2 separate regions of the Homo sapiens genome follow, and region 2 is linked to region 1. Evidence: read pairs that join two places in POLR2A ChIA-PET (ENCODE). Cell type or tissue: A673. All regions are shown on one strand. Links, peaks and the distances in the headings refer to the core of each region. The heading gives the core; the rest is flanking DNA. Region 1 holds the start of MUC12 (mucin 12, cell surface associated). Region 2 has its middle 17 kb from the start of ACHE.

Region 1 (14,883 bases), core at 3,647-11,646:
GGTGTTTCAGATGCAGAAGATTTTTGCAGACATGCAGGGCTTCACCTTCAAGGGTGTGGAGATCCTGTCCCTGAGGTAGGAGACCCATCTGGGGATGCGGAGGCGGTGTTGGGTGGGGGAAATGTGCGCACACAAAAAACCCATTCCTTTCTTTTGTAATCATCAGATTTTATAAAGAGGGGTGGAGGGGGTACATAAGGAATCACTCCCTGGGTATTTTTTCGGATCGTTTTCTGGGGCCATTTATCTGGAGGAGGGGTGGCACCTCTCTTCTTCAGCACACTGGAAGGAGAGAAGTTGCAGGGACATGTGGGAAGGTGGTGCCTGGATTGATGACTTTGTCCCCCTCTGGCTGGCCCCTGCTCTACTGAGTGGGTCAGCATTAGAAAGAGAGAGAGAGAAAGAGAGAGAGGGAGAGAACGCACGTCTAGGGGCGCCCGGTGGATGATGGCTTGATGCAACAAGAAGAGAACGTCAGGCCAGATGTGGTGGCTCACACTTGCAATCCTAGCACTTTGGGTAGGCTAGGCGGGTGGATCACCTGAAAGCAGTTCAAGACCAGCCTGGGCAACATAGTGAGAACCCATCCCTACAACAGTAAAAATAGTAATAATAATAATAATAATAAAATGATTAGCCAGGCATGGTAGTGCACACCTGTAGTCCCTGATACTTGGGAGGCTGAGGAGAAAGGATCACTTTAGCCCAGGAGTTGGAGGCTGCAGTGAGCTACAATGATACCACTGCACTCCAGCCTGGGTGACAGCAAGACTTTGTCTCTATAAAACACACAGAGAGAGGAAGTCAATCATGTCAGTCATTCCTTGTCCTGCCTTCCCAGGCAGACCAAGTCAGGAATGCTGGCAGCCCCTTCTGAAAAGGATGCACGTGGCATCCCAACTCATGACCTCTGCTCCCTTCCCCCTTCTGGTGCACTTTGGGTTGCTTCTGGAGGTGCCCCTCCAAGGACCCATATGTTCCTGGCTGGGGCACTCTCTAAGGCTGTGGACCCCTCAGGAATGGCAGCATCGTGGTGGACTACCTGGTCCTGCTGGAGATGCCCTTCAGCCCCCAGCTGGAGAGCGAGTATGAGCAGGTGAAGACCACGCTGAAGGAGGGGCTGCAGAACGCCAGCCAGGATGTGAACAGCTGCCAGGACTCCCAGAGTGAGCCCAGGCTGGAGGGAGGGGCCAGGGCCTGAGGTGTCACCCCAGCCCACTCCAGCTCAGCCAGGGGGCCACTGGGCTCAGGTGCCAGCCCTGTGGTACCTCTGGCAGGTTGGGAGAAGGGGAATAAGTCCACACACAACGGTGTCAAGGGTGGGGCTAGGGAGGGTCTCCCCGTGACCTCGGTACTGGGAAAGAGACCCCCTGATTGTCATGGTCAGCATTTCCCGGATGGCTGAAGACCTCGGATTATTCAGGGGAGATGAGGCAGGCAACAGGAGTCTTCGCCTGTGGCTCTCTCCGTCTGGGAGAGGGCTCTCCCAGACGGAGAGAGCCCTCACTGCCCTCCCTGTGCCTATCCTGCCTCCTGGCGCTAACCCCTTGACCTTAACCCCTTGATCTGCCCCGCCCATTCCATCTGTGCCTGTGTTTCCGCAGCCCTGTGTTTTAAGCCTGACTCCATCAAGGTGAACAACAACAGCAAGACAGAGCTGACCCCGGCAGGTAAGGGTGGGGTAAAGGGCTGAGTGGTCTCCCGCGGCTATGATCCGGGCTACCAGGGACATTTGCCCATTGAAGCCTGTGGGCAGGGAGAGACCTTTGGGGGAGGCAAGTCATGTGGCCCAGGGCGGCCCTTCCTGGCGCTGGTTAGTGGCTTCCACCTGAGGACAGCAGGGGCCACGAGGAGAGGGTGAGGGTGCTGCGGGTGGCCTCCCCTCATCGAATCCCAGGGTCTACCCCACAGCATCCCACCTCGGAAATGGAATCCTCCTCGCGCATATTCAGAGGCACCGTTATCAGGCCCCTGAATAGAATGGATGAGGTCCTTGTCTCTGTGCATCCCCCTCCCCAACCCCCAGCCATCTGCCGCCGCGCCGCTCCCACGGGCTATGAAGAGTTCTACTTCCCCTTGGTGGAGGCCACCCGGCTCCGCTGTGTCACCAAATGCACGTCGGGGGTGGACAACGCCATCGACTGTCACCAGGGCCAGTGCGTTCTGGAGACGAGCGGTCCCACGTGTCGGTAAGGCCCCGCTCACCATCGGCATCAGCCGAGCCCCTCCCACTCATTCTAGGATGAAGCCCTGCCCCATGCTCCGCCCCGGCTCCGCGCCCTGGGCCTACAGTGGAGCCTCGTCCCCAGAGTGCCGCTCCAAGCCCATCCCCGTTGCCCTACAGTGGAGCCCTGCCCTGGAGCTCTGCTCCTTTGATGGGGTTGAGTCCTGTCCCCTAATTCTGGGAGAGAACCCCGCCCACTCATTCTAGGGTGGGGCCCCGCCTCCTCGTTCTAGGGTTGAACCCCGCCCCCTCCTTCTAGGGTGGAGCCCTGCCCACTTGATCTAAGGTGGAATCCCGCCCCCTCACCTAGGGTAGAGCCCCGGCCCCTCGTTCTAGGGTGGATTCCCAGCCCCTTGTCTAGGGTGGAACCCCCCGCTGCCCTAGGCTGGAGCCCCGCCCCCTCACCCGCCCCCGCGGGGCCCAGGTGCACGGGTGGACCCCGAGCCCGGAGGTGAAGAGGGTCTGACCCTGCGATCTCCCGCAGCTGCTACTCCACCGACACGCACTGGTTCTCTGGCCCGCGCTGCGAGGTGGCCGTCCACTGGAGGGCGCTGGTCGGGGGCCTGACGGCCGGCGCCGCGCTGCTGGTGCTGCTGCTGCTGGCGCTGGGCGTCCGGGCGGTGCGCTCCGGATGGTGGGGCGGCCAGCGCCGAGGCCGGTGAGCGTGCGGGGGGCGGGGCCGGGGGGCGAGGGCAGCCAAGGGGTCCCAGGCGGGCCGGCTCTGTCTGACCGCGCGGCGGCCCCACCTAGGTCCTGGGACCAGGACAGGAAATGGTTCGAGACCTGGGATGAGGAAGTCGTGGGCACTTTTTCAAACTGGGGTTTCGAGGACGACGGAACAGGTGAGTCCTGCCTCCTGGGGAAGCAGGCAGAGGCTTTCCTGGGCACCACTGCGAGGACAGACGCCCTCCCTGCCTTCCTCGCATTTACTCCGTCCCCCTCTCCCTTCCGTCCCCTCCCTCTCCCCTTCTCTTTCTCCGCTCCTCTCTCTCTCTAGACAAGGATACAAATTTCTATGTGGCCTTGGAGAACGTGGACACCACTATGAAGGTGAGGGGCTAAAGAGGGGGACCCCAAGGAACTCTCCCAGCCTCCATTCCAGAATCCCTCCCCGACCCCCACCAGGGCAGGGAGGGGGCTGGGCTCGGATCAGCAGTGACCTCCCTGTCAGCCCAAACCAGTGGCTCCGCGTTCCCGTCCCTCACTGTGACTCTGACAGGTGCACATCAAGAGACCCGAGATGACCTCGTCCTCAGTGTGAGCCCTGCGGGGCCCCTTCACCACCCCCTCCGCCCTGCCCCGGACACAAGGGTCTGCATTGCGTCCATTTCAAGAGGTGGCCCCAGGACGCGGGCAGCCCAGGCTCCTGCTGTTCTTGGGCAAGATGAGACTGTTCCCCCAAATCCCATCCTTCTCCTTCCAACTTGGCTGAAACCCACCTGGAGACGCAGTTCACGTCCAGGCTCTTCCACTGTGGAATCTTGGGCAAGTCAGTAACGAGCCTCAGTTTCCTCACCTGCAAAACGGGTACAGCATTCCTGTATGATAGCTCACGCCGTTGTTGTGAAAACCACATAGACTTGGTCAATTCTCGGTCCTACTCTGCCCTCCCGTCTCAGCCCTCGTGTTGCCATTGCCTCTCTCGGATCCTCCAATCCTCACGTCCTTCACCTGGTCTCTGGCCCTGGTTCTTATTTTCTCTCAATTCCCTACTGCCTGTTTCTTACTTTGAACCTGGAGGCAGCCTGCAGCCCCATCCCATCTCCTGCCCTCTCCTGATCTAACTCCCTGCTGCATCTCTTGCTCTCATTCCTTAGACGTCCTCCCCTTTTGACCCCGTTCCTTCATCCATCCTGCACCCCAGTCCCCCAGCCCTAAATCCTCCCTCCTCTCCTCACATCCTGGTCCCTAGCAAGGTATAGATAGCCTCTGTGTCTTAGGATACCCAGGTGCTGTTCTCCCCGTCACCCCGTTGCCCAGTTCCCCGTTTCTCTTGCTCTCATTCCTTGTATCTTCTCCCTTCTGAGCCCGTCCATTCATCGGTTCTGCCCCCGACTCCCCCTGACCTAAATACCCCAGCTGCTGTTCCCCCCATCACCCTGCTGCCCAATTCTTTATTCTCCACCCCTTTCTCTCACCCCTGGAGCCCTGCGGGTGGGGGCAGGGCATGAGTTCCCCAGTCCCCAAGGAAAGGCAGCCCCCTCAGTCTCCCTCCTCCTCATTTCCTTCGATCCCCCTCCCTTCTTGCCTCCCCTCTGCCTTTTAAACCCATCCCCTCCGATTCCCCTCCTCCCCCTTCTCTTCCTGGTGTCACCTGGATTCCTGCAGTAACTCTGAGCCCTTGAAATCCTCAGTCGCCTTGGCGGGGAAGATTGGCTTTGGGGACAGGAAGTCGGCACATCTCCAGGTCTTCATGTGCACAATACAGAGTTTATTGTAAAAAGCAGCAGCTCTCTGTCTGTCTCCTTTTCACCCCCTCAGTGGTCTCTGTTTGATCAGAGAACAGGGATTTCCAGAGGTGGCACTGTAGGAGGATCCTGGGAGCACCTGTGTCTCCTGGGGACAAAGGAGGGGGTCTGTGGGCAGCCCTTGGGGGCCATGAGGTTCCTCACAGAAAACACAGAGGTTGGGGGGACCCATTTTATTGGGGAGTGACTCTGGGCAGGGGCCCCTTGGGCTTTGTCATCTGTGCTCTCCCCACCCCCACCACTGCCCTGACCTTGATACTGGGGGCTTAGGGAGCAATTAGACCCCTGGTGTTGGTTCAGGGAGTTGGGTGGTCCAGGGGCTAGGGCTGCCTGGTCCAGCCACCTTTTGCAAGGATGGGTAAAGCTGAGCCTCCCCAAAGATCTTGATCCCCCACAAGGCCCCCAAACCCTGATAGCAAACTCACACAGCAGAGCCTGTCTATGCTGGCACCGGGCCCTTCTGTTCCTGCTGTTGTGGGCAGTCAGGCCTGCCTGAGGAGTCGAGAGTGATCAGAAATAACGTGTCCCCTTGGGTCTTTGGGTGCTGGCTTGGCAGAGGCCCCTTTGATGCTTTCTCTGGGCAGGGATGGGCCATGGCCTTTTGTCACCTCTGTGTCTGGCCAGGGGTGGGGACAAGGACCATAAAGTCTCAGGTGTGAGTGGGCCCTCTGCCCAGGAGAAGGGCTGGAAACTGGGGACCCCAGGGAAAGCCCTGGACATTTGGCAAGGACCATGTTGAGGCAGGGGATGGGGAAGGTTGGCTGGAAGAGAGAGGGGCTTCTCGGGGGTGGGAGTGGAGGGTCCTTCACTTGGTCTGGCCTGTTGCCAGCTGCCCCTTCCACGGTTCTGAACTTCTTCCGTGGTCACCCGCTTCCTGGTGCTTCTTGGCCCCCACCTCTTGTCACCAGTGGTGTGCTCACACCTCTAGCCTCCCTCCCTCCCTCCTGCGCTGCCCCACCCAAAGTGCCTCTGACTTCCGCTGACAGAGAGGGACCCCGGCTCAGGGCAGTGACTACTCCAGGACTTATAAGGAAGAAGGGTGGACAGGCTGCCCTTCGTTTAACTCCCCGTGGTCACCACGCGCTACCTGCTCAATGCCATCACCTCACCTCTACCCTGGGACAGGCACTGCTCTTCTTCAAGGCAAAGTTCTCTGGGGTCCTTTTTATAGCTGATCCCTTCCTGGGAGGCCTTCATTTCTTGGTCCCTCCTGATGAGAGAAGATGGGCAGCCAGGGGCCCGTTCCCCGGGAGATGCTGGTGATCTGGATTCTGACGCTGGCTCTCCGGCTCTGCGCGTCCGTTACTACAGTGACACCAGGTGAGTGCTCCTGGGCTGATGCTCCAGGTCCAGTGCTCCTGGGTGGTAATAGTACATGCCCCTGCCTCAGGCAGCAGGGCTGCAGGTGGCCTCCTCCCCTTTGCATGGCAAGGGGCTGCCACAGGGCTGGAGACCCGTGCTGTGACCTCATCTTGCTTTGGGGGTGCTGAAGAGGTCACTGTGGAGACCTGTGGGTGCCTGTGGTTGTGCAGGGGATGGTCTGCACACAGCTCCTGGCTGAGGGGCGGCTGAAATCCACAGCTTCTGCTCTCCAGGCTCCCCCCGGGAGGATGAAGGGGCTTTTGTCACATAGACAGTCATCTCTGCCTGCCCTCATCCTGGGGGCTTTATCTGCTGGAGGGATGGGTCTTTCCAAACCTCACGGAGGCACTGCACATGCTGCTAGCCCTGGTCGGGAGAGAGGGAGTCCAGAGGGGTGTGTGACAGTATCATCTCTTGACTTGGAGTAGCCTCAGGTGCACCCGGGGAATCCCCACCAGTTAAATGGCTGACGGGGCCAGGCGTGGTGGCTCATGCTTGTAATCCCAGCACTTTGGGAGGCCAAGGTGGGTGGATCACCTGAGGTTGGGAGTTCAAGTCCAGCCTGGCTAACATGGTGAAACCCCGTCTCTACTAAAAATACAAAAATTAACCAGGCATGGTGGCGCACACCTCTAATCCCAGCTACTTGGGAGGCTGAGGCAGGAGAATCACTGGAACCTGGTAGGTGGAGTTTGCAGTGAGGCAAGATTGTGGCACTGCACTCCAGCCTGGGCGATAAGAGCAAAACACTGCCAAAAAAAAAAAGAGAGAGAGAAAGAAAGAGAGAAATAAAGAAAGAAGGAAGGAAAGAAAAAAAAGAAAGGAAGAAAGAAAGAAAGAAAAGGAAAAAAGAAAAAATGGCTGCCAGTTGCAGGGTCTCGCCTGCAATCCTAGCACTTTGGGATGCCGAGGCAGGCAGATCACGAGGTCAGGAAATTGAGACCATCCTAGCCAACATGGTGAAACCCCAACTCCACCAAAAATATAAAAATTAGCTGGGCATGGCCTGTAATCCCAGCACTTTGGGAGGCCGAGGTGGGCGGATCACGAGGTCAGGAGATCGAGACCATCCTGGCTAACACGGTGAAACCCCATCTCTACTAAAAATACAAAAAATTAGCCGGGCGAGGTGGCGGGCACCTGTAGTCCCAGCTACTCAAAAGGCTGAGGCAGGAGAATGGCGTGAACCCGGGAGGCGGAGCCTGCAGTGAGCCGAGATCGCGCCACTGCACTCCAACCTGGGCGACAGCGAGACTCCGTCTCAAAAAAAAAAAATTAGCTGGGCATGGTGGCACACGCCTGTAGTCTCAGCTACTCAGGAGGCTGAGGCAGGAGAATCACTTGAACCCTGGAGGCAGAGGTTGCAGTGAGCCGAGATTGCACTGCTGCACTCCAGCCTGGCAACAGAGCGAGACTCTCTCAAAAAAAAACAAACAAAAAAGAAACAAACAAAAAAAAAACAAACCGTGGCTGAGGGGCTGTAGGAGGAGACAGAGGCTCAGGGGTCCTTGCTCAGCCTGGTCGTGGCTGTGTCTGAGAGATGACTCTGACCCGCTGATTTCCCTCATACAGAACAGACTTTCTGATTCCTTTCTGGCAGGGGTGGACAGGGATGAGGAGAGGCGAGAGAGGGAGACCTTGAGTTGAAGGCTGTGGGGTGGGCAGAAGGGGTGGTGAGGGGGCAGGGGAGCTGGGGTGGGGGTCTCTGGAGCCCTGCAGGACACCTTCGAGGTAACCCACCAGGGAAGTTCCACCATCCTCCCAGCCAGGGACTCAGGCCCTCCGAGGCTGCCTCTGCCCGCCAAGCCTTGACAGATGAGACCTCCTTTACCCCCACCCGGACATGTTGGGAGAGAGGTACAGGCAGGGAGGAGCTGATGGGAGAGTTTCAAGGGCTGGAGTGACGAACTCTGTGGATTTGGGGACATTATGAGAGTTTATTAATAAGACATAGATTCCCTTTAAGTTCACCTACAGAAGTGGGAAACTGTGGGCCTGGATGGGTCTTAGGAGGGGTCCTCCCCATCCCTGCTCCCAAGGCCTGGCCTAGCAGATCTCTGTAGTCAGATTATTCAAGGAGAGGGTGATGGAGGTGATGACAGCGATGATGAAGGCCCCAGGAGTCAGCAGGTGGCATTGCCTCTGTGTACCCAGCCGTGTGTTAGAGACGGCCCCCAAGCAACCAAAAACCCCCGTTCCTCAGGTGCTTATAATTGTGTGTCAAAGATAACACAGGTGAATCCCTTAGTGTGCAAAACAGTCAGAAAAACATCTATCTATGGCCAGTGCAGAGAGCAGAAGGGAGTGAGGCCAGGCAAGTAGGGCCACTCCGGAGGGCTCCGGAAGATCTGATTAGATCCAGAGACCCCCTGCCCTCCTCTTGCAGAGGGCTCTGCTGTTCACAAAGCCATTTCCCAGCAGGTAGCTCATATAATTCTCATGAGGAGATCTGTGTAAGGAAGTCGGGGCAGATGAGGATATGTAGAGACTCAGAGAGAGGATGAGTGATTTGCCTGGGTCCACACAGCAAATAATGAACACGGCCACCACTTGACAGTGGATTTGTGTCCTGCGCCCCTCCTCCCCTCTAGAGGACCCCAGTTCTCTGCACCCGCGCCTCTCCTTCCCTAGAGGATCCCAGTTCTCTCCACCAGCGCTCCTCCACCCCTCTAGAGGAACCCAGTTCTCTGCAAATCATCCCCTGCTCTGGGAATGGATTCTGGGTCCTTGGGGAGCAGTTCAGATGTCAGATCAGAGACGATCAGTGGCATCTGTAGCTTTTTTTTTTTTTTGAGACAGTCTCCTCTGTCACCCAGGCTGGAGTGCAGTGACATGATCTCCACTCACTGCAACCTCTGTCTCCAGGGTTCAAGAGATTCTCCTGCCTCAGCCTTTGGAGTAGCTGGGACTACAGGTGTGCGCCAACATGCTCAGCTAATTTTTTTGTGTGTTTTTGGTAGAACAGGGTTTCACTATGTTGGCCAGGCTGGTCTTGAGCTCCTGGCCTCAAGTAATCTGCTCAGCTCGAACTCCCAAAGTGCTGGAATGACAGGTGCGAGCCACCGCATCTGGCCCAGCATCTGTAGCTTTTCTTCCTACTCTCTGCACGCTTTTCTGGGTACTCCAGGGCACATTGTGGACTGGTGAGGTTTTGGAGAAGCAGACAGTCGAGCAAGGGAAGAGCACTCTGAGAAGGCAGAAAAATCATTTCCACAGGTCTGCAGGGGAGCTACGGTGCAGGAATGCCCTGAAAGATGAGGGGGCATCTGCTGGATGGAGCGTGATGTTTGCTGGGGAGAGTGTGGTGGTGCTGGTGCATTTGTGGATGACAGGAGCAGTAAGACCAAGCTAAGATATTTAGACATCACAGGAACCTCTGTGGGCTGAGTAGGGCTGGGGATGCCTCTGTAGGGCAGACCAGCATCAGAGAGGCCATTGAGAGGCACCCAAAGCTATCCTGGGAGGAGGACATGAAGGCCCAGCTGAGAACCCAACTCCCCTGGAAATGGGGGCTCCACTTGATGGTTGGCTGGGGGACGTGGAGATAGATGGTCTAGGAGGCTGTGTTAACTGGGAGAGGAGCCTCTTTTTGCTGGATGACAAAGGTCTCCAGTTGAGGCTGTGGAGTTTGGGGTGATGGTGAAATTTCTGAGTGGAGCTGTCCTGGGCTTCTAGGATGGGTCCAGTGCCATTGCCCCAGCCCCTACTACAGGCTGAGGAGGTATGAAAATGTGAGTGCTCACCACGAACTAAATCAGCCGGCACCTTGGTCTTGAACTTTGCAGCCTCCAGAACTGTGAGAAATAAATCTATTTTTTTAAATTTATTTTAAGAGATGGGGGTCTTGCTTTGTTGCCCAGGCTGGTCTTGAACTCCTGGGCTCAAACCATCCTCCCACCTCAACTTCCTAAAGTGCAGGAACTACAGGCAGGAGCCACCACACCTGGCCAATTTCTATTGTTTAAGCAACCCAGTCAATGGTATTTGCTATGGCAGCCCAAGATGACTAAGACAGGCTGCCTTCAAGATTTTCTCTTCATCAGCTGGGTGTAGTGGTTCATGCCTATAATCCCAGTGCTTTGGGAGGCCCCAGCCTGGGCAATGTAGTGACACCCCATCTCTAAAAAAAAAAAAAAATTAGGCTGGGTGTGGTGCTCATGCCTGTAATCCCAGCACCTTGGGAGGCCAAGGCAGGAGGATCCCTTAAGCCCAGGAGTTCGAGACCAGCTCGGGCAACATAGGGAGACCCCATCTCTTAAAAAAAAAAATTAGCCAGTCATAGTGGTGCATGCCTATAGTCTTAGCTACTTGGAAGGCTGAGGGGAGAGGATCTCTTGAGTCCAGGAATTCGAGACTGCAGTGAGCTGTGATTGCACCATTACGCTTCAGCCTGGGTGACAGAGTGAGGCCCTGTCTCAGAAAAAGCTTTTCTCTATTTATCTTTGGTTTTCAGGAATTTGACCCAGACTATAATGTCTGTGGTTTGTGGCCCTTTGTTTATTTTTGGAAATTCTTAGTGATTATTGTCTTCAAATATTTCTCCTGCCCTGTTCTCTCTCTCTTCTCCTTCTGAGACTACAATGAGATGTATGTTAGGCCATTCCATATTGGACTACAGCTCTTGGATACTGTTCTGCACACATCCCCACCACCCCTTTCTGTGTTTCAGTTTGGATAATTTCTATTGACTTATCAATTGACTGAAGATAAAAACTGACTTATTTTCAGTTTTTATTGACTTATCTTCACTAATTCTTTCCTCTACTGTGTCTTATCTGCTGATCATCCTGTTGAAAAGAAGTCTTTGGCCAGGTGCAGTGGGTCACAACTGTAATCCCAGCACTTTGGGAGGCTGAGGTGGGAGGATTGTTTGAGCTCAGGAGTTTGAGGCCAGACTGAGCAACATAGGGAGACCCTGTCTCTGCAAAAAATACCAGAAAAAAATTAGCTGTGTGTGGTGGTGTGCGCCTGTAGTCCCAGCTACTTGGGAGGCTGAGATAGGAGGAATGCTTGAGCCCAGGAGGTCGAGACTGCAGTGAGCTGTGATTGTGCCACTGCATTCCAGCCTGGGCAACAGAGAGAGACCTTGTCTCAAATAATAATAATAATAATAAATTTAAAAATCAGAAAAGAACTCTTTATCTCTGATATTATGGTTTTTATTTCTACCATCTTCGTTTGAAAGAGGCCTCTTGAGAGGCACCGAGAGCCACCCTGGAATAGGAGATGGACAGTCCAGGAGGCTGTATTGACCGGGAGGACAGGAGCCTCTCTTTGGTGGAAGACAAGGGTCTCCAGTTGGGCCTGTTGAGTGTGGAATGACTGTGGGGTTTCTGGGAGGAGCTGTCCTGGTGGCCTGAGGCTCCTGGAATGGGGACACAGTCTAGAATTCTACCTTTTCCAACTGCTGCAGAGGACACAAAAGCCAGAAAATGCCAGAAAAATGCCAGGGATCCACACGATGACTGGAACCACTATCCTGTTTTATGTACATGAAGTTGCACAGTGTTCCTAATAAGGGTCGAGGAGGGGATGGGCTAGGGGAGAGGGACCAACTGTCTGCCCTGGAGGGGCGGGGCCAGGGGTCTGAAGGGGTCAGCGCTCTTTAGCTTAGAAAGGTGAAGCTGGGGGTGGAAATGGTTAACACCTATAAAATTGGGAAGAGAGTGGTGGAGGTGAGAACAGATTGCTTCACAATAGACAAAGGGGCAACCTTTGAAACTCAAGTGATGTAAAAATTGACGCAATTACAAGGAATGCAGTTTTATACAAAGAGTAATAAACTTATTCAGCAAACACCAAAGGCTGGCTCTGCTTGAGCAGGTGCTCTGGATAAGGCAGGGTGAATAAACAGTTTATAGTAGAGTTAATGAGGTGGGATTGGGGCAGAAAGGCCACAGCCCAATCTGCTGCTGGAGCTACGAGAGGGGGCCTCCGGGGCCCTTCCACCTGGGCTGATGAGGGTACAGGGAGAGGCAGCATTTGAGTTTGGTGGTAGTTGAGTAGGACAGGAAGGAAGTATTATATTAACAGATGCTCAAAGGCCTTAGACAAATTCAGAACTGCATTGTCTGAACTTCCACAGAGCTAGGGAGAGAATTGGGATATTGGTAATCAGATTCCCTCGGGAAGATCAAATCTTGGGGTGGTAGTGGGATGAGCTGGGGTCACCCATAACTATTTGGGGTGTGGAAAGGCCAAGAGACACCCACACCACAGTTGGAGAAGTCAATAGAGACCCGATAGTCTGAGTATCATATTAATATTAAAAATGGGCCAGGCATGGTGGCTCACTCATGCCTGTAATCCCAGCACTTTGGGAGACCGAGGTGGGAGGATCGCTTGAGGGCAGGAGTTTGAGACTAGCCTGGGCAAAAATATTTTTTCAATAAAAAAGTTAGCTGGGTGTGGTGGTGTGTCTCTGTAGTCCCAGCTGCTCAGGAGGCTGAGGGGAGAGGATCTCCTGAATCTAGCAATTCCAGGCTGCAGTGAGCTAGGATCACACCACTGCAACCCAGCCTGGGTGACAGAGCAAGACATTACCTCTTAAAAATAAAAAAATATATATATGTATTAAAAATTGCAAATATTCGGCCAGGCGTGGTGGCTCATGCCTGTAATCCCAGCACTTTGGGAGGTCGAGGCGGATGGATGACAAGGTCAGGAGATCGAGACCATCCTGGCTGACACAGTGAAATCCCGTCTCTACTAAAAATAAAAAAATTAGCCGGGCATGGTGGTGTGTGCCTGTAGTCCCAGCTACTTGGGAGGCTGAGGCAGAAGAATGGCGTGAACCCAGGAAGTGGAGATTGCAGTGAGCTGAGATAGTGCCACTGCACTCCAGCCTGGGCGACAGAGCGAGACTCTTTATAAAAAAAAAAAAATGCAAATATTCATTGAGGGTTTGCTATGTGCTGGACACTTTTATAATATTATCTCATTTAACTTTTACAACATTCCTAAGAAGAAGGATGTGTTACTGATTTTGGGTTTTTATACGTGGGGAAACAGGCACAGAGATGATAAATAATTTGCTCGGTGGGGCGTGGTGTCTCACGCCTGTAATCCCAACACTTTGGGAGGTCAAGGCAGGCAGATCACGTGACATCGGGAGTTCGAGACCAGCCTGGCCAACATGGTGAAACCCCATCTCTACTAAAAGTACAAAAATTAACTGGGCATGGTGGCAGGTTCCTGTAATCCCAGCTACTCAGGAGACTGACGCAGGAGAATCACTTGAACCCTGGAGGCAGAGGTTGCAGTGAGCCGAGATCGTGACACTGCGCTCCAGCCTTGGTGACAGACCAAGACTCCATCTCAAAAAAAAAAAAAAAAAAAAAAAAAAAAAAAAGAAATTGCTCAATACCACCCATTCATCAGTTGGAGGAGTCAGGATTTGAACCTAAGCTTTCCAGCTCCAGGGTCCCCATTTTTTACCACTTGCTATAATTGGGGATGCCTGTGTGTATGTGTTCCCTAGGTCTGCCACAATAAATTAACAAACACTATTGGTGGCTTCAAGCAACATAAATTTATTCTCTTACAGTTGTGGACGCCAGAAGCTTGAAGTCAAGGTCATCATGAGTGCCACATTCCCTTCAAACTCTCTAGAGGAAGATCTCTCCTTGCCTTCTCTAGCTTTTTTTTTTTTTTGAGACGGAGTGTCTTTCTGTTGCCCAGGCTGGAGTACAGTGGTGCGATCTCGCCTCACTGCAACCTCTGCCTCCCGGTTCAAGCAATTCTCCTGCCTCAGCCTTCTGAGTAGCTGGGATTACAGGCACGCGCCACCACGCCCGGCTAAGTTTTGTATTTTTAGTAGAGACGGGGTTTCACCATGTCGGTCAGGCTGGTCTCGAACTCCTGACCTCGTGATCCACCCACCTTGGCCTCCCGAAGTGCTGGGATTACAGGCATAAGCCACCGTGCCTGGCCAGCTTCTTCCTTTTTAAAAAAATGTTTATCTCGTTATTTAGAGGCTGGATTATGAGACTGGCTAATTTTTGTATTTTTTTTTCTTGTAGAGACGGGGTCTTGCTATGTTGCCCAGGCTGATCTCAAACTCCTGGGCTCAAGCAATCCACTGGCCTCGGCCTCTCAAAGTGCTGGGATTACAAGCGTGAGCCACCGTGCCTGGCCAGCCTTTTCTAGCTCCTGTTGACGCCTGGTGTTCCTTGGCTTGTGATAACATCACTCCGATCTCTGCCTCATCGTCTTTGGGCATCTTTCCTGTACGTCACACCTCTCTCTCTTTTCTCTGACAAGTATGCAGATTTAGGGCCCATCCTAAATCTGATCTTGAGATCCTTGACTTAATGACATCTGGAAAGCCCCTGTTTCCAAAGAAGGTCGCGTTCCCAGGTACCAGGAGTTAGGACTTCGAGGATATATTTTGGGGTGATCCTATTCAATGCGCGATACCATGCTTTAGCCTCAACTGGTGGCTCTTGCTTTTAAGAAGCAGTGACAGTGCCTGCTGGCACTAGAAAGCCAAGAAGTCCATCCACCGCCATTGGTGTGTGCAGGGGTTGGGGTGGCCCCAGCTCTATCTCTACCTCTACAACTCAGCCAGGAGCCAATGAGCTTATGTTAAAGGAATAGACCCAGGCTATCTAGCTCTTGTGTGGCAGAGCAGAATGTGCACCTAGAACTGGGGGACCCCAGCTCATCCCAGTGCCTCCCATAACATTGTAGAATATTCTAGAGTGATCAGGGTGGCAAGAACAGGCATCATTTACTCTCATTTTCGAGGGAGAAATGGAAGTTCAGAGAGGTTCGCTGGATTGCACAAGGTCACACAGCGGTGTACAGGTTGGTCTTGGAGACATAGCA
Region 2 (14,883 bases), core at 4,641-12,640, 58 kb before region 1:
TTATTGGTTGCCTATAGTTTTGCCAACATAGTATATTTAAAAGTAAAATAAAATTGGCTGGATGTGGTGGCTTATGCCTGTAATCCCAGCACTTTGGGAGGCTGAGGTGGGAGGATCGCTTGAGCCCAGGAGTTCAAGACCAGCATGAGCAACATAGTGAGACTCCCAGCTCTCCAAAAAATAAAAAATTGCTGAGTGTGCTGGCTTGTGCCTGTAGTCACAGCTGCTTGGGAGGCTGAGGTGGGAGGATCGCTTGAGCCCAGGAGTTTGAGGCTGCAGTGATCTGTGATCATGCTACTGTACTCCAGCCTGCATGAGAGAGTGAGAACCTGTCTCAACAAACTCCAAAAACAAAACAAAAAAAATTGTCCCATTTAAGAGGTGAATGGTATTTCAGTACAGCTTTACTTTATTTATTTATTATTTATTTTTGAGACAGAGTCTTGCTCTGTCACCCAGGCTGGAGTGCAGTGGCACAATCTTGGCTCACTGCAACCTCCGCCTCCCAGGTTCAAGCGCGCTCCTGAGTAGCTGGGATTACAGACGCGCGCCACCATGCGCAGCTCATTTTTGTATTTTTAGTAGAGACGGGGTTTCACCATGTTGGCTAGGCTGGTCTTGAACTCCTGACCTCGTGATCTGCCTGCCTTGGTCTCCCAAAGTGCTGGGATTACAGGCGTGAGCCACTGCACCAGGCCAGTTACTTTATTTTTTTAAAAATTAAAAATTAATTAATTTTTAAATTAATATATTTAATTCAGTAAGCATTAAGGGTTTAATTAGCTTAATTTTTCCTATTTCTTTTGAGACAGAGTCTTGCCCTGTCACCCAGGCTGGAGTGCAGTGGTGCTATCTCGGCTCAGTGTAATCTTTGCCCACTGCAATCGCTGCCTCCCGGGTTCAACTGATTCTCTTGTGTCAGTCTCCCGAGTAGCTGAGATTACAGGCATGTGCCATCATGTCCAGCAAATTTTTGTATTTTTAGTAGAGACGGGGTTTTGTCATGTTGGCCAGTCTGGTCTTGAACTCCTGACCTCAGGTGATCCACTCACTTTGGCCTCCCAAAGTGCTAGGATTACAGGCATGAGCCACCGCACCTGGCCTACTTTCTATTATGAGGAAATTTGAGCATCTTTTCATGTGTTTTCCAGTTTTCCGGTTTATTAAGTTCCGCTCTTATCTTTATTAACGTCTATGTGCTCTCTCAGGTTTATAGGTTTATTTTATTGTTTGTTTTACAACTTCTGGAATTGGATTTCTAATTAATTTTATTTATTTATTTATTTTTTAGAGAGGGGCTCTTGCTATGTTGCCCAGACTGGAGTTCAGTGGCTATTTACAGGTACAATCCTACTACTGATCTGCAGGGAGTTTTGACCTGCTTTGCTTCTGACCTGGGCAGGTTCACCCGTCCTTAGACAATCTGGTGGTGCCCCGCTCCCAGGAGGTCCCTACATTGATGCCAAACTCAGTGCAGACACTGGATTGGCATAGTGCACTATAGCTCAGAATTCCTGGGCTCAAGTGATCCTCCCACCTCGGTAGCTGGGTCTGTAGGTGCGCCACCACACTTGGCTGTTTATTTATTTTCATTCTTATTTATTGACCTAATTACTTTAATGCTATACATTGTCCTCTAAGCATTGCTTTTGCTGTATCCTGGAGGCCTTATCTGTATTCTTTTCATTATTTCTATTTTCTTTTTTTTTTTTTTTGAGATGGAGTCTTGCTTTGGCAACCAGGCTGGAGTGCAGTGGCGCGATCTTGGCTCACTGTAACCTCCGCCTCCCGGGTTCAAGTGATTCTCCTGCCTCAGCCTTCTGAGTAGCTGGGATTATAGGCGTCTGCCACCACAACTGGCTAATTTTTGTATTTAGCAGAGATGGGGTTTTACCATGTTGGCCAGGCTGGTCTTGAACTCCTGACCTCAGGTAATCTGTCCACCTTAGCCTCCCAAAGTGCTAGGATTACAGGCGTGAGCAACCATGCCCGACTAGTGCCCTGTGTTTTGGACACTTCCTCATTCTTTGTCTTTCATGACCTTGACACGTTTGAAGACCACTGGCCAGTTACTTTGTAGAATGTCCCTCAATTTGGATTTGTCCCAATCACTGGGTTAATAAGTATCACATTATTTATATTAAAAATTTTTACTTTTTTGAGACAGAGTCTTGCTCTGTCGCCCAGGCTGGAGTGCAGTGGTGTGATCTCGGCTCACTTGGCTCACTGCAGCCTCCACCACCCAGGTTCAAGTGATTCTCCTACCTCAGCCTCTCAAGTAGCTGGGACTACAGGCACCCACCACCACGCCCGGCTAATTTTTGTGTTTTTCGTAGAGAGGGGGTTCGCCATGTTTGCCAGGCTGGTCTTGAACTCCTGACCTCAAGTGATCCACCCACCTGGGCCTCCCAAAGTGCTGGGATTACAGGCGTGAACCACTGTGCCTAGCCTTGGTCTTCATTTAATCTGAGATGAACAGTGGATGGAAGCATCTTTTTTTTTTTAGATGGAGTCTCACACTGTCTCCCAGGCTGGAGTGCAGTGGCACGATCTCAGCTCACTGCAACCTCCATCTCCCGGTTCAAGCAATTCTCCTACCTCAGCCTCCCAAGTAGCTGGGATTACAGGCACCCGCCACCACACCCAGCTAATTTTTGTATTTTTAGTAGAGATCGGGTTTTGCCATGTTGGTCAGGCTGATCTTGAACTCCTGACCTCAGGTGATCCTCCCGCCTCAGCCTCCCACCGTGTTGGGATTACAGGTGTGAGCCACGGCACCCAGCCGGAAGCATCTTTTTTCTGTTTGTTTTGTTTGTTTGAGACGGAGTTTTGCTCCTGTTGCCCAGGATGGAGTGCCATGGTGCAATCTCAGCTCACTACAATCTCTGCCTCCCGGGTTCAAGCAATTCTCCTGCCTCAGCCTCCTGAGTAGCTGGGATTACAGGCATGCGCCACCACACCTGGCTAATTTTGTATTTTTTAGTAGAGATGGGGTTTCACTATGTTGGTCAGGCTAGTCTCGAACTCCTGACCTGAAGTGATCCACCTGCCTCGGCTTCCCAAAGTGCTGGGATTACAGGCGTGAGCCACCACGCCTGGCCGGAAGCATCTTAAAATGTAAAACTGCAGATGCAGGTTTAGCAATTTAGACGCTTGCACCCAAGATGCACATATTACTAGAGCAATGCCAAACAAATGTGATTCTGTGGGGTTTCTGTTTGATTTTTAATTTGGAAGGGATTCTGGCTGAGTGAGGTGGCTCACATCTGTAATCCCAGCACTTTGGGAGGCTGAGGTGGGCAGATCACTTGAGGCCAGGATTTTGAGACCAGCCTGGCCAACATGGTGAAACCCTGTCTCTACTGAAATTATAAAAATTAGCTGGGCATTGTGGTGGGCACTGGTAATCCCAGCTATTTGGGAGGCTGACACAGGAAAATTGCTTGAACCTGGGTGGCAGAGGTTGCAGTGAGCCGAGATTGTGCCACTGCACTCCAGCCTGGGCGATAGAGCGAGACTCCGTCTCAAAAGAAAAAGATTCTAAGGCATGGCAAATAAGATTTAAAAATTCTGTTGTACAATACTATGTCACATCTCAATGTGACTTAAATGTAGGAATTATAACCAGGATGTCCTTCAGTCCTTGGATTTCTCCAGCCTTCATTTGTTGATATAGTTTGGATGTTTGTCCTTTCCAGATTGCACGTCGAGATGTAATCCCCAGTGTTGGAGATGAGCCCTGGTTGGAGGTATTTGGCTCATGGGGGTGGATCTCTCATGAATGGTTCAGTGCCAACCCCTTGGTGCTGTTTCTGCAATAGTGAGTGGGATCTGGTTGTTTAAGAGTGTGGCACCTCCCTCCCGCACTCTCTCTTGCTCTCTCTCTTGCCCTGTGACATGCCAGCTCCCCTTCAACTTCCCCTGTAAGTGGAAGCTTCCTGAGGTCCTCACCAGAAGCAAATGCTGGCACCGTGCTTCCTGTACAGCCTGCAGAACCGTGAGCCAAATAAACTTTTTTTCTTTATAAATCACCCAGTCTTAGGCATTTATAGCAATGCAAGAATGGCCTAACACGTTTGTTTTGCAACTGTGAGTGTGAATCAACATATTGGTTCTTTTCAATGCTCAAAACATTGTGCTTTAATTGTGAGACACATAAGGCTGGCATATGGGTTGCCAAAATTATGATTCTTGAAAGTCCTGGCAGATATTTCAAAGTAAAATAATGAAAATTTATAGAAAGGAATTGAGGAATAAAAGAATTTAAATAAGAATAAGTTTAATAAATTTAAGTAAGAATTTAAGGCCAGGCGTGGTGACTCATGCCTGTAATCCAGCATTTGGGAGGCCGAGGTGTGTGGATCACCTGAGGTCAGGAGTGTGAGACCAGCCTGGCCAACATGACCAAACCCCGTCTCTACTAAAAATACAAAAATTAGCCGGGCATGATGGCAGGTGCCTGTAATCCCAGCTGCTCAAGAGGCTGAGGCAGGAGAATCACTTGAACCTGGGAGGTGGAGGCTGTAGTGAGCCAAGATCGCACCACTGCACTCCAGCCTGGGTGACAGAGTGAGACTCTGTCTCAAAAAAAAGGCTGGGTGTGGTGGCTCATGCCTGTAATCCCAGTACTTTGAGAGGCCGAGGTGGGTGGATCACCTGAGGTTAGGAGTTCAAGACCAGCCTGGCCAACATGGCAAAACCCTGTCTCTACTAAAAAATACAAAAAATTATCTGGGCCTGGTGGCGGGCGCCTGTAATCCCAGCTATTTGGGAGACTGAGGCAGGAGAATTGCTTGAATCTAGGAGGTAGAGGTTGCAGTGAGCCGAGATCGCACCACTGCCCTCCAGCCTGGGCAACACAGCGAGACTCTGTCTCAAAATAAATAAATAAATAAATAAATAAATAAATAAAAAGGTGTTCGGCTCTATAAAGATCTACTTTTCCCCAAATCTATTTTTTTCTTTTTAAGGGACAGGGTCTTGCTCTGTCACCCAGGCTGTAGTACAGTGGCATAATCATAGCTCACTGCAGCCTCAAACTCCTGGGCTCAAGTGAGCCTCCCACCTCAGCCTCCCCAGTAGCTGGGACTACAGGTGTGTGCCACCCCGCTGGGCTAATTTTTGCATTTTTTGTAGAGAAGGGGTCTTGCTATGTTGCCCAGGCTGGTCTCGAACTCGTGAGCTCAAGCAATCTGCCCGCCTCAGCCTCCCAAAGTGCTGGGATTACAGAAGTGAGCCACTGTGTCTGGTCTACGTTTTTATTTTAAATTGAGCATTAAGGGAATGCAGTCTTTTAATCAGAACTCTGCCAATGCTTTTTATCTAGATGCCTATTGCCACTTTTGTCTTCTATGAAATTTTTGTCTCAAGAAAAGCAGGATTACATTTTTTTTCCTTAACAGATTGAGTTGGTGATGTGTATTCTTGGTTACCAAAATGCTCACATAGCTTTAGGTTTTGAATGGGTAAATATTCATGATGCGTGAAAAAGCATAATACGTATTGTGTGATCTCAGTCCTATGAGATTGGATGTTCTGCCTACACCCAGGACCCTAGAAGGAATGTCAAGCTGTAAAATGCTGGTGATTGTGGATGACTTTGTTTTTTGCTTCCTGTTTTTCAATTTCCTTTTTTTTTTTTTTTTTTTTTTTTTAGGCGGAGTCTCACTCTGTCACCCAGGCTGAAGTGCAATGACGCAGTCTTGGCTCACTGCAACCTCCGCCTCTTGAGCTCAAGCGATTCTCCTGCCTCAGCCTCCTGAATAGCTGGGATTACAGGCACATGCCACCACACCCGGCTAATTTTTGTAATTTTAGTAGAGATGAGGTTTCACCATGTGGGCCAGGCTGGTCTTGAATTCCTGACTTCAGGTGATCCACCCGCCTCGGCCTCCCAAAGTGCTATGATTACAGGCATGAGCCACTGTGCCCGGCCTATTTCTTCTATCTAATTGTATTTTTGTAGCTATCAACCAACCTCTCTTCACTGCCCCCTCCCTACACTCTGATAACTGTCAGTCTACTCTACCTCCACGAGGTTCTTCCTTTTTTTTTTTTTCTGAGACAGAGTCTTGCTCTGTTGCCCAGGCTGGAGAGCAGTGGCATGATGTTGGCTCACTGCAACCTCCGCCTCCTGGGAGTCAAGTGATTCTCCTGCCTCAGCATCCCGAGTAGCTGGGATTACAGGTGTGCAGCACCATGCCCGGCTAATTTTTGTATTTTTAGTAGAGATGGGGTTTCACCATGTTGGCCAGGATGGTCTCAAACTCCTGACCTCAAATGATCTGCCCCCCTCGGTCCCCAAAGTGCTGGGATTACAGGCATGAGTCTCACTGGCGTGAGAATTTAGAAGCACCTCTCCCACCCGCGCCCAGCTGGCCTCTTCTAGAATTTTATATAAATGGAATAGTCATATTGTCTACTATTTGACTTTTTTCACTATCCTAATGTTGTTGCAATTCTTCCAAGTCAGTTCACATATATTTCATTCCTTCTTATTGCCAAAGAGGATTCCATTGTATGGATATACCAAAATTTATCCCTTCACTATCTGATAACCTCCCTTCTTAATTTTTAGCTATTATAATTAGTACACTCAAAACTTGTGTGTGTATACATGTTCATTTCTCTTAAGTAAATACCTAGATCAAGATAATCAGGCTGGGCGAGGCAGCTCATGCCTGTAATCCCAGCCCTCTGGGAAGCTGAGGCTGGAGGATTGCTTGAGCCCAGGAGTGTGAGACCAGTTTGGGCAACATGGTGAAACTCTGTACAGAAAAATAAAAAAAATTAGCCGGGTGTGGTGGTGCATGCTTGTAATCCCAGCTACCCAGGAGGCTGAGACAGGAGGATTGCTTGAACCCGGAAGATTGAGGCTGCAGTGAGATGTGATCACACAACTGCATTCCAACCTGGGTAACAAAATGAGACCCTGTCTCAAAAAAAAAAAAAAAAAAAAAAGAGATGGCGGGGCACGGTGGCTCATGCCTGTAATCCCAGCACTTTGGGAGGCTGAGGCAGGTGGATCACCTGAGGTCAGAAGTTTGAGACCAGCCTGGCCAACATGGTGAACCCTGGTCTCTACTGAAAATACAAAAAATTAGCTGGGTGTGGTGGTGGGTGCCTGTAATCCCAGCTACTTGGGAGGCTGAGGCAGGAGAATTGCTTGAACCCGGGAGGCGGAGGTTGCAGTGAGCTGAGATTGTGCCACTGCACTCCAGCCTGGGCGACAGAGCGAGACTGTTTCCAAAAGGAAAAAAAAAAAGATAATCAGTAGGACCAAGACATGGGAACAAAGACTGTTCGCTGCTCTCAACAGACGCTACTCAGTGCCACCATGAGCTTGTCAGGTAAACGTCCAAAGAGAGAGGGAGGAAAGAAAAAAAATATTTTAGCCACCTAGAATTACAAGTAGTTCTACACATTTTACTTAAAAAAAGAAGGAAAAAAGGTACTGATTATCTCGCGGTGGGGGGCGTCCCCAGAGAGGCTGCTGGTTGGAGACACAGGGCGCCTTTCCTCTTCCCACTTTCCCTCTTGTCAGCCAGAGACAAAGAACTCAGGCTTCAGGTGGCTCAAAACGTAAAGGAAGAAAAAAAAAGAAAAAAAAGAAGCCGGGCACAGTGGCTCACGCCTGTAATCCCAGCATTGGGAGGCTGAGGTGGGCAGATCATGAGGTCAGGAGTTCGAGACCAGCCTGACCAACATGGTGAAACCCCGTCTCTACTAAAAATACAAAAATTAGCTGGGCATGGTGGTGGAAGGTAATCGCCATTGCACACCAGGCTGGGCAGCAAGAGTGAAACTCTGTCTCAAGAAAAAAAAAAAAAAAGAGAGAGAGAGAGAGACTGCTGCTTCAGGAAGTTAGAAGTCCAAGAAAAAAAGGAGAACTTTAAACTTTAAGTATTGAGCAAACACCAGGTCTAGCAAACATAATGTTATCTCTAGATTACTTATTGATTAATGAGCAAACCTGTAGGTACAGGGAGAAAATAAAAGGTGACTAACTAAATTATATATACATATAAAATATACATACATAATATATGTGATATAATACATATATTACTGTATAATATATACATATGTACACATATGTGTGTATATATATTAATATATAATACATTATATATTATTATATGTACCATATAGGTATACTACATGTATATTCTATACACATTATATATGTATATATAATTTATCTAGTCACCTTTTATTTTCTCCTTGTACCTAGAGGTACAATATATATGGTTAAATATATTGTATATATTATATACAATATATTATATATGTAGATATGTATACCTTATATGTACATATGTATATTATATGTAACAATATATATGTAGATATGTATACCTTATATGTACATATGTATATTATATGTAATACATTATATGTATTATACATATATAATATACATATGATACATATATAATATTTTAATATAAATATAAACAGATAAATTTAGTATACAATATATTTTCCATAGTTTGATTCAACTGGAAATTCAAAATTCATATAACAAAAATATAAAAAAGGACACTGGGTTTTGTGCCTCTACAATGTAGGTTCTAACTTTAACCTTTCAAAAAATGCACTAGGCCAGGCGTGGTGGCTCACGCCTGTAATACCAGCACTGTGGGAGGCCAAGGTGGGAGGATTGCTTTAGGCCAGGAGTTTGAGACCAGCCTGGGCAACATAATGAGACCCCTGCCTCTACAAAAAAAATTAAAAAAAAAGTTAGCCAGGCATGGTGGCGAATGGCTGTTGTCCCAGCTACTCTGGAGACTGAGGCAGGAGGATTGCTTGACCCCTGGAGGTTGAGGCTACAGTGAACCATGATAGTGCCACTGCACTTCAGCCTGGGTGACAGAGGGAGACCCTGCCTCCAAAAAAAAAAAAAAAAAAAAGAAGGAGCCCCATCCTACATACCAGATGCCAGACAACATCACCCCAAAATCTCACTGCTGTAGATGCCATCATCTCAGACGACATCACCCCAACCCAGGGCCTTGACACTAGAGATGACTTCACCCCTTACGCTAAACCTTCACTCCTTGGGTGGTAAACCTAGGTCACGCCCATGGATTCACCTCTCCTAAGACACAAATGGACATAGGACATTTTTACTTTTCTTTCTGAACTCCCTGCCTGCATAGGCTATGATCTTAGTACGCTGCTTGCTCTCTGCTCACATCCATCCCTAAAAGAAACTCTGGCCATGTGCAAGCCAATCTGGAAGCCATGCCAGTGTGTGACAGCATCATTACACTCTGCTCTAGGTCCAGAGTTGATCTGTTCCCTTGGCGCCACCCTAGGCGGTGGAGTGGGTGGCTGTGCATGGGATTTCAGGTCAACTGGGTGCCTTCATATGCTTCAACTGTTTACGCTCATCCAAGGCCTTACTCAGCATGGCACGTAGCCCAGACTTCTCTGATAGCCTTTAATATCCACACCATTCGAACGGTACCCGTTGGAATATGCACAAGGTCTCACGCCTAGGTCAGTGGTATTAGGAACAACAGACCAAAGGTTGCTGGCTAGACTTTAGAAGTAGATCACCACATCCACATGGGCCAAGCTGGTAGCCAGAATATGAACTTAAAGGCGCCTCTCTCACCCAGCAGGCTGGGCTCCCTGCATTCCCGCCACTTCCTTTATTTTTATTTATTTATTTATTTATTTATTTATTTATTTATTTATTTTGAGATCGAGTCTCGCTCTGTTGCCCAGGCTGGGGTGCAATGGTGCGATCTCAGCTCACTACAACCTCTGCCTCCCAGGTTCAAGCGATTCTCCTGCCTCAGTCTCCTGAGTAGCTGGGACTATGGGCGCAAGTGACCAGGCCTGGCTAATTTTTATATTTTTAGTAGAGATGGGGTTTCACCAGGCTGGCCAGGTCTCGAACTCTCTACCTCCACGAGGTTCTTTCTTTCTTTCTTTCTTTGAGAGAGTCTTGCCCTGTTGCCCAGGCCTCGAACTCCTGACCTCAAGTCTCAAACTCTTCTCTTCAAGTGATCCACCCGTCTCGGCCTCTTGGCCTCCCAAATTGCTGGGATTATGGGCATGAACCACCGCGCCCAGCCCCCACCACTTTCTTTAAGTGGAGCATTTAGACATCTGCCCTTGAACTTCAAGTGACTGGCACTGTATTCCCCTCTCTATATATGTACTGCTAGTTGCCACATGCTCTCTCCACTCGACTCTACTCCTATTCTCTCTTTCTCTACTTGACCTGGGGATGGAGGACTGTTCTCCTAACTCATGGTGCCCTCCTGACTCATGGTGTTTTCCCAACTCATGGTGCCCTCCTGACTCATGGTGCCCTTCCTGCCTAGGAGGCCCTTATTTATTGTCTGTAAAAAATCTCTGGGGCCAGGCACAGTGGCTCATTTCTTTAATCCCAGCACTTTGGGAGGCCAAGGCAGGAGGATCACTTGAGCCCTGGAGTTCAAGACCAGCCTGGGCAACATGGTGAGACTCCATCTCTTTTTTTTTTTTTTTTTGAGATGGAGTCTCACTCTGTCGCCCAGGCTGGCGTGCAGTGGCACGACCTCAGCTCACTGCAAGCTCCACCTCCTGGGTTCACACCATTCTCCTGCCTCAGCCTCCCGAGTAGCTGGGACCACAGGCGCCCGCCACCACACCTGGCTAATTTTTTTGTATTTTCAGTAGAGACGGGGTTTCACTGTGTTGGCCAGAATGGTCTCGATCTCCTGACCTCGTGATCCGCCCGCCTCGGCCTCCCAAAGTGCTGGGATTACAGGCGTGAGCCACTGCACCCGGCCGGTGAGACTCCATCTCTATAAAATAATAATAATAAAAAGAAATCTTTGAACTTGTTTCCTATTGTGATGGTGTCAGAAGCATTTGAACCAGAGCGACCCCATCTTGAGTAGGGACTGGGTAGAATGGGCTGAGACCTGCTGGGCTGCATCCCAAGAGGTTAGGCGTTCTTAGTCACAGGATGAGATAGGATGTAGGTTACAAAGACCCTGATAAAACAGGATGCAATAAAAAAAATGCCAGCCATGGCCACGTGCTTTGGCTCACATCTGTAATCCCAGCACTTTGGGAGGCTGAGGCGGGCGAATCACAAGATCAGGAGTTCGAGACCAGCCTGGCCAACATAGTGAAACCCTATCTCTACTAAAAGTACAAAAAATTAGCCGGGCGTGGTGGCGGGCCCCTGTAATCCCAGCTACTCAGGAGGCTGAGGCAGGAGAATCACTTGAACCCGGGAGGTGGAGGCTGCAGTGAGCTGAGATTGTGCCATTGCACTCCAGCCTGGGCGAAAGAGCAACTCCGTCTCAACAAAAGCCGGCCAAAACTCGCCAAAACCAAGATGGCAACAAGAGTGACCTCTGGCTGTCCTCACTGCTCATAATATGCTAATTATAATACATTAGCTTGCTAAATGGCACTCCCACCAGTGCTGTGACTGTTTGCAAATGCCATAGCAATGCCCAGAAGTTACCCTATATGGTCTAAAAGGGGGAGGAATTCTCAGTTCTGGGAAATTCCTACCCCTCTTCTGGAAAACTCATGAATAATCCACCCCTTCTTTAGCATACGATCAATAAATAACCATTAGAAAATAGCCAACCAACAAAACAAACAAACTAATAAAAAAAGAAGAACAAACAATAAAAAACAAAACGAAACAAAAATGGCCAACCAGCAGCCATCGGGGCTGCTCTGTCTATGAAGCAGCCATTCTCACGTTTTTTCACTTCTGTAATAAACTTGCTTTCACTTCACTCTGTGGACTCACTCCAATTTTTTTATTTTTTTATTTTTTTTATTTTTTGACGGAGTCTCGCTCTGTCACCCAGGCTGGAGTGCAGTGGCATGATCTCAGCTCACTGCAAGCTCCGCCTCCTGGGTTCATGCCATTCTCCTGCCTCAGCCTCCCGAGTAGCTGGGTCTACAGGCATGCCTGTCACCACGCCCGGCTAATTTTTTGTATTTAGTAGAGACGGGGTTTCACCGTGTTAGCCAGGATGGTCTCGATCTCCTGACCTCGTGATCCGCCCGCCTCAGCCTCCCAATGTGCTGGGATTACAGGCGTGAGCCACTGCGCCTGGCCCTTCCAAATTCTTTCTTGCACAAGATCCAAGAACCCTCTCTTGCGGACTGAATTAGGACCTGTTTCCGGTAAAAGTGCTTTCCTGAATTTTCAACTTCCATCTGAAGAACTAGGGGAAATCTGAGGCTGGGTTTTCCCTGGGGCGCCTGGGGGAACATAAGATTGGGCTCCCAGAGCCAGAGAGACCATCCAGCAGGCATAAACTGGACGTGGTGGGTCACACAAAAGCCACGAGGTGTCTGCCAGTATAAGCAAGTTTCCCAAGTAAGGGACCTTTAGGGATCCCTAAGCATTAGGCCATCCATTAGGTAAATAAGTATCCTGTGAAAAGCCCGCTGTGAACACTACACCCAGCTTCCCTTCATTTCTCCTTAAAGCAGGTTTGCTAGCCGCTCTGCTACTGAGACCCTCATGTAGCTCTCAAAGCAGGGTGTCTTTCCATGTTCTTGCTCGCCCCGCTCCCCAGTAGCTTGGGCCTGCCGTGGCTGGTTATGTTAGAGTAGGTATCTAGGCAGACATGAGGAGGGTAGGAGAGGATGCCCCATTCCCTTCCCCAGTAATGTCAAGTGACAAATAGGTGGTGGTCAAGTGGTTGTTAAACTGTCTTTCTGAAATAATAATTGGTTGTAGCTGGCGCCAGGGAAAGGTGGTTTCCCAATAGACAGAAAACACCTGAGGCTGGTGATAAGCAGCTTCCTGATAAGATCTCAGGAGTTGGGTGAGTGGGCTCAAGCATGTGCACTAAGAGGCAACATGGCAGAGTTTAAGTGGTATTTCTTTTTTGTTTTGTTTTTGATGGAGTCTTGCTCTGTCGCCCAGGCTGGAGTGCAGTGGAGTGATCTCGGCTCACTGCAATCTCCAACTCCCAGGTTCAAGGGATTCTCCTGCCTCAGCCTCCCAAGTAGCTGGGATTACAGGTACACACCACAACGCCCAGCTAATTTTTTTTTTTTATTTTTAGTAGAGACGGAGTTTCACCATGTTGGCCAGGATGGTCTTGATCTCTTGACCTCATGATCTGCCTGCCTCAGCCTCCCAAGTGTTGGGATTACAGGTGCGAGCCACCGCGCCCGGCCCCAGCTAGTTTTTATATTTTTAGTAGAGGGGGGTTTCACCATGTTAGCCAGGCTGGTCTTGAACTCCTGACCTCAAGCAATCCTCCTGCCTTGGCCTCCCAAAGTGTTGGGATTACAGGCGTGAGCCACTGCACTTGGCCAACAGATCTATGTCTTCCCAGGAACCCTCAGCTGGTAGGGGAAGAACGCCTCAAACGAGCATGTGCACAACTTCAGTAAATATACTGTTCCCACCCCAAGGGAAAATCAAGGGAGAAGAGACGCAACCCCCGGAACCATGCCAATGTATAAAACCCCAAGTCAGGGGCTCAACAGTGCACTTGAATCTCTCAAGTTGCCTGCTTGGCCCTCTTCCAAGTGTACTTTACTTCCTTTCTTTCCTCTAAAACTTTTTTTAAAAATTTATATTAATTAATTATTTTTGAGACAGAGTCTTGCTGTGTCATCCAGGCTGGAGTGCAGTGGTGTGATCTCAGCTCACTGCAACCTCTGCCTCCTGGGTTCAAGTGATTCTCCTGCCTTAGCCTCCCCAGTAGCTAAGATTACAGGCGCCCGACACCACGCCTGGCAAATTTTCGTATTTTTAGTAGAGACGGGGTTTCGCCATGTTGGCCAGGCTGGTCTTGAACTCCTGGCCTCAAGCAATCCGCCCATCTCAGCCTCCCAAAGTGCTGGGATTATAGGCATGAGCTGTCCCGTGCCCGGCCTCGTTCCTGTTCTAAAACTTTTTAATAAACTCTGACTCCTGCTCAAAAACTTGCCTCAGTCTCTCACTCTGCCTTATGCCCCTCAGAGGAATTATTTCCTTCGAGGAGGCAAGAATTGAATTGCTGCAGACCCGTGTGGATTCGCTGCTGCTAACAAAAGAAGCAACCCATGAAAGGGACACTGCAAACACCATGTCCTTCATTTCCCATTAAAGCAGGGTTACTAGCTGCTCTGCTACGGAAACCCCCATTTAGTTGGGGGCTTTCAAAGCAAGATCTCTTCCCATGTTCTTGCTTTCCTCACCCTGCCAACAGCTTGGGACTGTTCTTGTGGGTTACTTGGTGTGAGGCTCATGGTAGAGGTGTTACAGGAAAGGAGTCCCAATCCAGACCCTTCAAGAGAGGGTTCTTGGATTTTGCATAAGAATTCAGGGTGAGTCCGTAAAGTGAAAGCAAGTTTATTAGGAAAATAAAGAAATAAAATAATGGCCTTTCCATAGACAAAGCAGCCCTGAGGGTGGCTGGTTGACCATTTTTATGGTTGTTTCTTGATGACATGCTAAACAAGGGGTGGATTATTCATGCCTCCTCTTTTTAGACCATATAGCGTAATTTCCTGACGTTGCCATGGCATTTGTAAACTGTCATGGCGCTGGTGGGAGTGTAGCAGTGAGGACGACCAGAGGTCACTCTCTTCACCATCTTGGTTTTGGTGGGTTTTGGCCGGCTTCTTTACTGAAACTAAGGGAGGAGACCACCCTTCATATTGTCTTATGCCCAATTTCTGCCTCCAAAGAAAGAAGAAGTAAAAACTAAAAGGCAGAAATGAAATCCACATTTCATTTCTAAAAGACAGCCCAGTGCCACACACTGGGCCTGGTTGTTAAAGATTGACCCCTGACCTAATTGGTTATGTTATCTATAGATTACAGCTATTGTATAGAAAAGCACTGTGAAAATCCCTGTCCTGTTCCATTCTAATTACCGGTGCATGCAGCCCCCAGTCACG

Evidence for each region. ChIA-PET counts read pairs that join two places held together with the same protein. Peaks named below come from ENCODE experiments on the same cell type or tissue, not always from the same donor. Only the 100,000 strongest peaks of a DNase experiment are listed, where the experiment ranks them.
Region 2: POLR2A ChIA-PET joins it to region 1 with 13 read pairs; 5 of 35 experiments call an interaction of 5 or more read pairs at or near these places.

The regions. Positions count from the first base shown.
Region 1 is chr7:100,963,678-100,978,560 of GRCh38, forward strand. MUC3A (mucin 3A, cell surface associated) reads left to right here. Exons shown (of 12, transcript NM_005960.2): 5 at 11-75; 6 at 1,018-1,166; 7 at 1,605-1,670; 8 at 2,027-2,189; 9 at 2,709-2,882; 10 at 2,975-3,066; 11 at 3,222-3,274; 12 at 3,444-4,670. The coding sequence ends at 3,485. It overlaps MUC12 (mucin 12, cell surface associated), which reads left to right and starts at 5,888. Exons shown (of 12, transcript NM_001164462.2): 1 at 5,888-6,012. The coding sequence starts at 5,946. It overlaps LOC124900622 (a long non-coding RNA gene), which reads right to left and starts at 1,130. Exons shown (of 3, transcript XR_007060456.1): 1 at 1,043-1,130; 2 at 426-589; 3 at 152-282. RefSeq lists silencers at 2,538-2,677, 2,698-2,907. In A673, for the core only: no CTCF peak of the experiment used is centred there; no DNase peak of the experiment used is centred there; H3K27me3 peaks cover 2,277 bases.
Region 2 is chr7:100,905,002-100,919,884 of GRCh38, forward strand. It overlaps the pseudogene RN7SL549P. Among named protein-coding and RNA genes, the nearest start is that of ACHE, 17 kb to the left of the region's middle. RefSeq lists an enhancer at 11,783-11,892. In A673, for the core only: no CTCF peak of the experiment used is centred there; no DNase peak of the experiment used is centred there; H3K4me3 peaks cover 520 bases.